Regions from separate parts of the Homo sapiens genome. Here region 2 is linked to region 1. Evidence: chromatin contacts called from ENCODE Hi-C data. All regions are on one chromosome and are shown on one strand. Each heading gives the region's core, a stretch centred on a gene start or an enhancer-like site at or near the end of the contact. The rest is flanking DNA. Distances are from core to core; before and after follow the strand shown. Region 1 overlaps LOC105373358 (a long non-coding RNA gene). Region 2 overlaps PXDN (peroxidasin).

Region 1 (4,552 bases), core at 670-3,169:
TCCATAAATCTTCTTCCAACCAAATGGTTGTGCTGGAGCCTCTGAACCTACTCTGACTCAGAAGGCAGACTGATTCGCAATTCATTCATTGCTCAAAGACTTTTAAATTTAATTTGGCTGAAGTTTTTATTTTATCAAGGGTTACCCCACAGCAAGAGCCCCTACAGAAGCCCGCACGTCATGCTTGCCATCCGCCTTCCTTCTCTCTCAACAAAGAAGGAGACCAGGATTTGGAATAGTGGAACCCAATTTTTTAAAAGTCGACAACTCCTGGAAGCCACTGTAGCGACTCGGAATCAACATTCTCAGGTAAGAAGCTCCGAGATTTAAGAGCGTGCTCTGCCCCCGTGATTTCTTGTGGAGGACTCCATCCCAGCACATCTGTATATATCCCATAATAATAGCTGACTTGTCCTGCATCTCACTTTCATTATGAGAAAAATCATAGTTACAGAGTCACATATTTTTAACCACATCAGGAGATGACCTCATCAGTAAATAGAAAGGGGTTATACGTAAGAAATGGGAATTTGTATGTGAGATTGGGTGCATGAAGATCACTGACTTTATGACAAAGGAAAGTCTGGAATTAGGTATTTACAGGGTTCTTTCTTTTATTATGAAATTACACTTCTTTGTCGAAGTTTGCTTTCAAGGGCTTGGTCCTGGCTGTAGAAAACACATTAAAAAGACACAAAACTTGCTCCCTTTATTTTCCGTCCAAATGCCTTCTTGGTCTTTGAATTAGACCTAACAAAATTGTAATGATTTCATTAATGAAAGGATAGAAATAAACCAGAAAGCCTGGGTTTATTTCTATCCTGCTCCTAGAGAAGATGATTATTCCATGTGTGTTTTGTTCTGGGCTTTTAAATGTACCATCTTATCAGGAGATTGCTAACATGACAAGTATTTTAAAAATAAACAAAACCATTTCATAAAATGTAACAGACCATAAACATACTCCACATTGTGTCTAATAGTTTGCTGTTTTAAAGCATGTGTGTTAAGGAATTACTGGTTTACTCCACTCTCTTCCATTGGCTGACAGAGAATATGCTGACTTTGTTTTTCTGTGCAAGATGTTTAACGTAGTGTGTAATAATACCGACCTCCACAAGAGAACCTAAACAAATAAACCTAAGGAAGTTAAAACTTCTCTCTCTTGATTTTGAAGTTCTCTTTCCCATATAACTTATAGAAGCATATTTTTATTTCCTTTACCTCTACAAATTTACAGTAAGCTCAATTTCATTATTTTAAGAGTTCAGGCCCTCTAATAATATCTCCTCCACACAACCACGCAGAGCATTTATTCAAAAGGCTGCATAAAGCTGTTTTGTGAAAGCTTTAGCTGACAAATATCCTGAAATCACCATCTTCCATTTCCTGCTGGAGGGCTATGCTTTTCTCCTGCAGTTCGGTGAGACATCCTTCTCTCTGCAGCCTCCTCCGTTTACTTTACAGGAGGGTCCAGGCTTCCTTTTCTTCAATAATCTATTATGCCTTACTTCATAGTGGTATTCAAATTGTTCATTCAATAGTAGTATTTTAAATTTTATTTTGCTTGTATATTTGCCTTTCACTAAAGAATATAAATGAAACAGACTTTTATATATCTATTTTAAATTTACTCTGGCATAGAAAAGAAAGTTAATTTAGAATTTCGGCAGGTCCTTAATGCCAGCTTTTCCCTCTTGCCAGGCTCACATTTCTAACGTAGTTCCCTTTTTTACCCGTTGGAAATCTATCACAAAAACACCCATGCTGTTTTTATAAAGACTTATTTTTCCTGGCTTTATTTCCTACCACAATCAGAAGAAACACGGAGACTCTAGCTGTCTAAAAACCTGGGTCCTCGTTAGAACTTTCTGTTGCCAAGGGCAGGCTTCTCTTAGTTGCTTGCTGAGCAGAAATGCCACCTTCCCACTGGGCTCCATGCCAGCTCTGGTGGCCTAGGAAGAAGGGGAGAGAAAGCTGCCAGGAACAGGCTACAAGATTCCTCCAAAGACCTTGATGTCCAGGTTAGGAAACCATGTGTTCCTATGACTTCCCATATAAACAGGATAAATGTTTGTTATCCATGTGGCTGGGGCTTGTGTTCCAGGAGTGAGATTCAAGTTGCTTAGCGCTTCCTAGAAAAGTGTTGGTCTGTTAGAAACAGGCATGAGAAGCCTGGTAATTACCAGCACTGCTGATCACACTGGAGGAAAGAAAAAACTATCTTCATCTTAAGTGGGATTTCCAAAGCAAGCATGAGGAGTTCCTTATTAGAGCCATAATAGCTTCAGAGATGATACATTTATTCCCAGGAAATGTATCAGACATGCATCTTCCACCTTCTGTACATTATAAACTTTGCAGAAAATAGCTAGTTGACTCAAATTGATGAAATGATCATTTTTTAATTTATTACACTGTGACAGCTGTACATATTTCTCATTTGCTTAAAGTTAATTTGATCCAGAAATTATTGATCAACATAAAGCTTATTTAGAAGATAATTTTATATGTTGATATTCCTTAATAAATATTTTCAAAACTCAACAAAGGTATTGGCACCTTACATTCTGCATACAAAATTACAGTATGCTTTACAAGTGAAAATAAAAATAGAATATTATGCCAGAAATAAAAAGACTTTTAAATTATTAATTTAACTATTGATACACCCCTACAAACTGAACTTTTAAACTTTAATGTACTGTCTAGATTTAAGTTGGTATCGTCTTACATGTTAAAAAATAATTGTGCTTATCAAACATTGATTATGAAACTACTTTCTCCTCAAACTTTTTTAAAATTTGGGAACATAATTTAATCTTGGTTTATCACATCCGTTGTTTCAAAAATCACATTAGTTTTAGAAAAAAGGGTACTATGAACCAGAGGGAATAAAACTGTAAAGAAAAAATTAAGAGAGAGGGTAGAGAGCCATAAACTGTTGTTCAAATCACTGGTGTGTGCCACAGAATTTACCAACTTCTCACACTGCATCCAAGGCATCGCCCCCATGACTGTCCTGCCAGCTCACAGGGAAGATCTCTCTCCTTCTCCACACAACATTTGCCATTTTTGGGAAGTCAGTGTCATCAGGAATCTAAGGCTATTTTTCTTTCTCAGAGCCTTAATATTTTCCCCAAGGCCAAAAACATTTTCTACTTTAAATGTCTTAAAATACTCTTCCTGTCTTTCCCCATAAAGACCAAATCCCTGATGGCTGGTGTGGCCAGGCATGTAGTGGAGGCTGGCCCTGGAGAGAAGAGGAACAGAAACTGATTTTAATCTCAAGGGGCTGAAGCTGGAGCTCCACATGTGACCCCCAGAAGCACGGGTTAGTGAGAAGAAGGGTGCCCTCAAAGAGAGGCTGAGACACAGCTGGGTGACCTCAGTCCCTAGGTGAGCAGGCGTCATCTGCCTCTAGCTGGGCCACCAGCCAGCGTCAAATGGCTCCGCTTTGGGGAAAGACTGTATCATCCGGAGCCCCCCATTATCTCTGCTATCATTTACACAATCATGTGACATTCACTCAGATGTCACCAAGCACACACAGAGACTTCACTGACTCCCCACAATCAGGACATTTAATCTCAATCAAAATCAAACATCAGGAGATCAGAAATCAAACAAGGCTATCAGACAGACTTAACAATTGATAAATATGCTCAATAAATTATTTGACAAGATGGGAAATTTGTTCCCTATCTTGACATAATGATCATATGTTTGCGTAATAGTAATCATTGACTAATGTCCATAGCCTATTTGGGATTCCTTAGTTGCTAACCTGATGTTATCTTTCTGTTCCAGGACCCCATCCGGGACGCCGCTGTGCATGCAGCTGTCACATCTCCCTGGACCCCCCTCTGCTGGCAGTTTCTCAGATTTTCCTTGTTTTCGATGACTGGGATAGTTTTGAAGAGTAATGGTCAGGCATGCTGTAGAATTTCTCTCAGTTGGGGTTTTTCTGATGATCTGATTGGGATTATGGAATTTGGGGAAGAAGACCATAGAAGTAAAGTGCTATTTTTATTACACCCTGCCAAGGAGCCTTCTGTCAATGACTCATCACTAAATCACCCGCCTCACCTGGCGGTCGTGGCCTCTGCCAGGTTTCTCCACAGGAAAGTTACTCCCTTGTCCCGCTTTCCAGACTCACTGGAGCAAAGTCACTATGCATGGGCTTCACTTAAGCAGCGGGAGTTACGCTCTCTTCCCCTAAGAACATGGAGTCTGCAACTTTATTTGGAATCCTCTGCAAGAGAGATATGTCTGTTAAATATTTACCCATTAGTTCATATCACGATAAACTCATAGGTATTTATTTTATAATTGGATTATGAGCCAATGCTGCTTTTTGTTATCATTATTGTTTAATCTTTCCAGTTTCAGTTGCAGGCCAGATCTTTCCATTGGCTCCTGTGGCCCTGACGTGCCCTGGCAATGTGGCTGTTCATTTTTATTTTTTCAGCAGTTATTAATTTCCTAGCACTACAAGGTGCCCCCAGCTTACCTTGTCTATTTCCTGTTCTACTCCTAGAATCCACAGTTT
Region 2 (4,485 bases), core at 1,986-4,485, 960 kb after region 1:
CTAACCGATGGAGCCCGACCCACGTTGACCAGTCCAGGCTGACACTGTTCCAACCTCACTTTAAACGCCCCGTGTAAGAGACAGTCACCACACCTCCACACGAGTGCACACCATCGGTCTCCACAGGCTGCCGAGCAGGGCATTTCCTGACACCTGTCACTGCACATCTCGGTCCACTGAGGCTTCATGCTGTTCCCTCAACGTCCAAAAGAGTGCCACTTCCTTTCACGCTACCTCAAAATGTTCCTAGCCGCCGCGCCCTCCTCTCCATTTCTCTGGCAGAATCCTGGGACTGATTTCCATGGCACTGGCCTTCAATTCCAGAAGGGCCTCCTGCCTGGTGGAGGTCATCCACACGCCCTCCCCACAGCAAGCGCACGCTCCCATGAGCCTGGCACAGGCTCCGACTAGGTCACCTTCTTGCTCAGAGACCTTCTGTCTTTGCCCACTAGCTACAGAAGAAATTCCAAACATGGTAGCCTGGGCCATCACTCCACAGATGAAAGAGATCTTCCTAAGTTCAGATCCTAGTCTTCGCCTTCAAGACACCTGCTCCAAGCAACAGCTACTCCACGTCCTGGGGTCAGACACACTCAGATCTCTGTGTTCGCCAAAGTGCTTCCTCCACATATTCATACATCCTAGGCCTTCACCTTCCTCAACACTCCTCCTTTCCAGGCACATGTCATGCCTGCCGAAAAGCTACACACACGCACACACACATGCACGCTTAAATGTTTTCCATTCACACATGCACACACTCACATGCAAACATGCTTACAGAGCCACACTCACACTTTCACGTGTGCACATACTCACAGAGTTCCAAGCCATCACTGCTTCTTTTTTCTAAAGTTTCTCCAGCCCATTTCTGCTTGTCAAGATCACAGGTATCACTATGGACACCTTTAAAGAAAACAAGAGACAGCCCCTTTTCTGTGGGGGAGCGGTGTCCATAACACCCACATAAGAATGCAAAGAATTGGAAGTGAGGCATTTTCCAGGCTGGGGAGAATAAGTCAGAAACACACACCCTGGTGTGTTGGGTGGGAAAGGTCTGTGCAGGGAACATGAACCCCGGGCTCCCCTCAGCCCCTGGTTCTGTTCTGTCTGACTTTTCCCAGAGGCTGAAACAGTGAGCTGAAACATCTGGCCCTATTTTCACAGCTACTCTTGGGAAGTCCTACAGAATTATCAATCTTGAACATCCATAGAGCCAAGAAAGCAGAGTGCCAGGAGGAAAAGCACTTCCTCCCAAATGCCTGGCTGGGCTGTGGGGCTGGTCTCCGGGCTTTCCTCCAGAATGTTCACTTTTTCCGTGGCGTTGGCCATTGGTTCAGAGGCAGACCAGACCCGCCAACCAGAGCAGGTGGCACCGACCCTGGCCCCAGTTTCCCAGGACTGGTTTGCCCACATCTGTCCTCACCCCATGCAGAGTGGTCACCCAGCCCGATGCTTGAAAATGCATCAAACCATGTTGCTTCTCTGCAGGAAACCCTAAGGTTCCCATTTCATACACAGCCAACGACATATCCTTATATTCGCTCCCAGGCCCTTTCTGGTGGAGCACAAATCTCCTTAACTTTATCAGCCCTTCCTCACCCCCTTTCCAGCCACAGTGACCACCTGCTGTTCCACTATGCTCCAACGTGCCCCACCTCCAAGACTCTGCATGTGTGGTCCCCTCAGATGCTCCAGGGAGGCCCCCTCGCCCTTGTGGGGTCCCTGCTCACGTGTCACCTTCGCCCATGGGGAACAGCACCCCATCCCAGCCAGGGCACCACCCACCTCCCGCCTGCTGTTTCTCTCTGGGTCACTCGCTGGGGCTTCTTATGTGCAGGGGCCTCTCTCTGGTTTTCCATCTGCATTTCTCTGGAAGGTCTGATCTTTGAGGGCAGAGGTTTTTATTTCTTCCGTTTGTGACTGTAGGCCCTGGCCCAGGACAATGACTGGCATAGAGGGTGTGCCCTGACAGGCAGGTGGAACGAATAAGTGAAGAAATGAGTGCCTGCATGTGCACCTAACTGCTGCTTGGGTAAACAGCAAATGTATAAAATGATTTCACATTGTTGGGGTGATTTTACTCTTTCCTTTCTGTCTTTCCCTGAGTCTAAATCTTTCTATAATTGGCATGTAATGACACACAATGGACATGCAATTCCTCACAAGGAACAGCTTCCAACAGCCTGCCTTTGAGGAGACATTTCCAGATGGCTTTATTTCTGTGGTGGCGGCAGAACCCACTTGCTGGGCTGCCACAGTAATGTTTAAAGATCTGATCCTGTAACTAAATGAAGAAAGGTAGGGAGTAGCAAGAAATTACACTTAGTAACTCCCTCTTCATTCTCTGGAGAAGAGAACATGGCCTTTCTACCAGGAGACTGGCACCAGGGACTTGGGAAGGGGCTGGGACCCATGCCTGGTACCTCTCATCCTAGTCTCCCCCTGCACCTGACAAGCAGAAAGTGCCCAATAAATACTTGTTGAAATAACAAAATGGGCTCTGATGCTTCTCCCCAAGAATGTGCCTGGGAGGTGAGGCTGGAGTTTCACCCATCGAGAAAAGCAGAAACATCCAGAGGTCTCCAACTCCAACATTTCCTGCCCTGCCCCCACCCCCGCCCCCAGCCACGAGAGGCCAGGAGAGGATCAGGAAGCAGGAGCTGCGGAACATACAGCTTCACATTGGCTGGTGCCCAGGCTTCAGCACCAACAGGGCTCCAAAACCTAACAGGACGGGGCTGGCTCAGAGCAACACTCTACTCCGAAGACGGGCATATATCACCCTACAGGTCTCAATTCCACGTCTCTTTCATTTAACCATTGAAGAACATTTTTTGCTCTAATCGTAAAAGTTATGCTCAATGAAAACAATTTGGAAAACTGAAAAATTATAAAGCAGTTCTTTCATCCCACAGGGACAGCTACTGTTACATTCTCCTCCGTGCTCTGTGTGTGTGTGTGTGTGTGTGTGTGTGTGTGTGTGTACAGAACCATGAGTAACCAGCTGCTGCTGAAAATGATGTTTTTACATGAGAAAGTCAGGGTCTTCTATGGGTTCATCAATAGTACTACTACCAGCAAGGACAATCGTGACATGTAAAGGCATCTGTTATTTACTGGGCAACGGCAAAGTGCCAGAGCAGAGTGAGTGGGGGACATACCTCCCCCAACAGCATCTCCACACCAGCCCGAGGTGATCTCATCAGCTGGTTTCACAGACCCGGGACTCTTCCAAAACAACCCTCCTAATACGCGTGGCACCGCATTCCCAGGACACAACGTCACTCAGGGAGCAAGCACGCTGCCAAGTCCTCCCTTATGGCTCATTTGTTGCAGAGGGACTGGGCTTGCATAACCCACCCTGGCCAGGATGGCATAACCCACTCAGGGCAGGTGGACCTGCTGTAGCCTGATCAGCACTCCAAGGGACTTCACGTCCCCCAGAGATTCCTATTAAACCAAAGTGAGAGCGACAGGGCTGTAGGGCTCAAGAGGAATCACAGTTTAAGGAAATAATTTCACAGTTCATAAGCACAGTGGGAAAGAAAATGCTGGAACTCTTCCCTAGGAATGTGACTTAACTGAGGCGTGTTCAACCCCGTTACTCAGGCCATGGAGGAGGAAGAAAAGGCTTTGGCACTGACTTGTTCCGTTGAGGTCGACCATCAAGCCATGCTGTACATGCTCCTGAATGAGCTGCAATGTCCGTTCAAAGATTTCTCCCGCCCGTGCCTGTTCAACTGTGTAAGGATCCCTCGGATACCGGAACAAGGCCAGCAAATCATTTGGAGAACGAGGACGGCTAACCAGAGTTTAGGGGGAAGAAAGGAAGAATGAAACAAATTACTGAAGATAAAATTCATAGTACCCCAAAATATAATCATTGCTATTAATATTTCTACGGCTACTTTCTACAACATAATGTACTATACCTTCCTCATCCGAAGTGGGAGGCAACAAAACAAAAACAAAACAAACAGACAAAAACCGGAAGACACTAAAAACAAATAATTAATTAAGTCAATAGAGAAAATCACAGATATTGCATTTCACATAAGATGCAGAAAAACTGCTTTGGAATCAGCAACGTGAACAAATACACTAATGACTTTTAAACTATTTGTTTTTGCCAAATCATTTAGTCATAAGCCAAAGGAATGAGTTGAAATTTTCAAAGAATGTTTTGGTTGTGGATCATAGCCAAATTCTATTTGAAAAGCACACATCCTTCTGTTATTTCAACCCCCAGAAAACTCAGATGCCCATGTTGTTCATGATTTTTAAATTAAACATTTTGATCATCAGATAATCAAATCAAAATTCATATATTAGAACTGCATGCATTCTTTAATCACTCCCACCTTCACCCTAAAGCTCAGTGATTTGAGGGTCAGCGTGTTTACAGCCCCACGATACCTGTCAAACAAATGTGTTCGGGTTGAGTTTATAGCTCTGTCAACAGTCGCAATCGCTTCCACGATG

What was found. Hi-C counts contacts between places; a loop is a spot of excess contacts on that map. Pooled maps may share reads with other maps.
Region 2: a loop to region 1 is called in a map of aorta, with 7 times the contacts of the local background. The contact joins two enhancer-like sites. A Hi-C loop is called at or near these places in 1 of 168 maps with a recorded cell type or tissue (aorta) and 7 of 50 pooled maps.

What each region holds. Positions count from the first base shown.
Region 1 is chr2:693,337-697,888 of GRCh38, forward strand. It overlaps LOC105373358 (a long non-coding RNA gene), which reads right to left. Exons shown (of 4, transcript XR_001739247.2): 3 at 4,090-4,255; 4 at 3,649-3,975. Among named protein-coding and RNA genes, the nearest start is that of TMEM18, 18 kb to the left of the region's middle. Within about 2 kb of position 1,920, at least 7 of the 41 ENCODE cell types and tissues checked have a DNase peak (open chromatin) inside an H3K27ac peak, as active enhancers do.
Region 2 is chr2:1,649,981-1,654,465 of GRCh38, forward strand. It overlaps PXDN (peroxidasin), which reads right to left. Exons shown (of 23, transcript NM_012293.3): 15 at 4,420-4,485; 16 at 3,648-3,805. Among named protein-coding and RNA genes, the nearest start is that of LALTOP, 27 kb to the left of the region's middle. Within about 2 kb of position 3,236, at least 19 of the 41 ENCODE cell types and tissues checked have a DNase peak (open chromatin) inside an H3K27ac peak, as active enhancers do.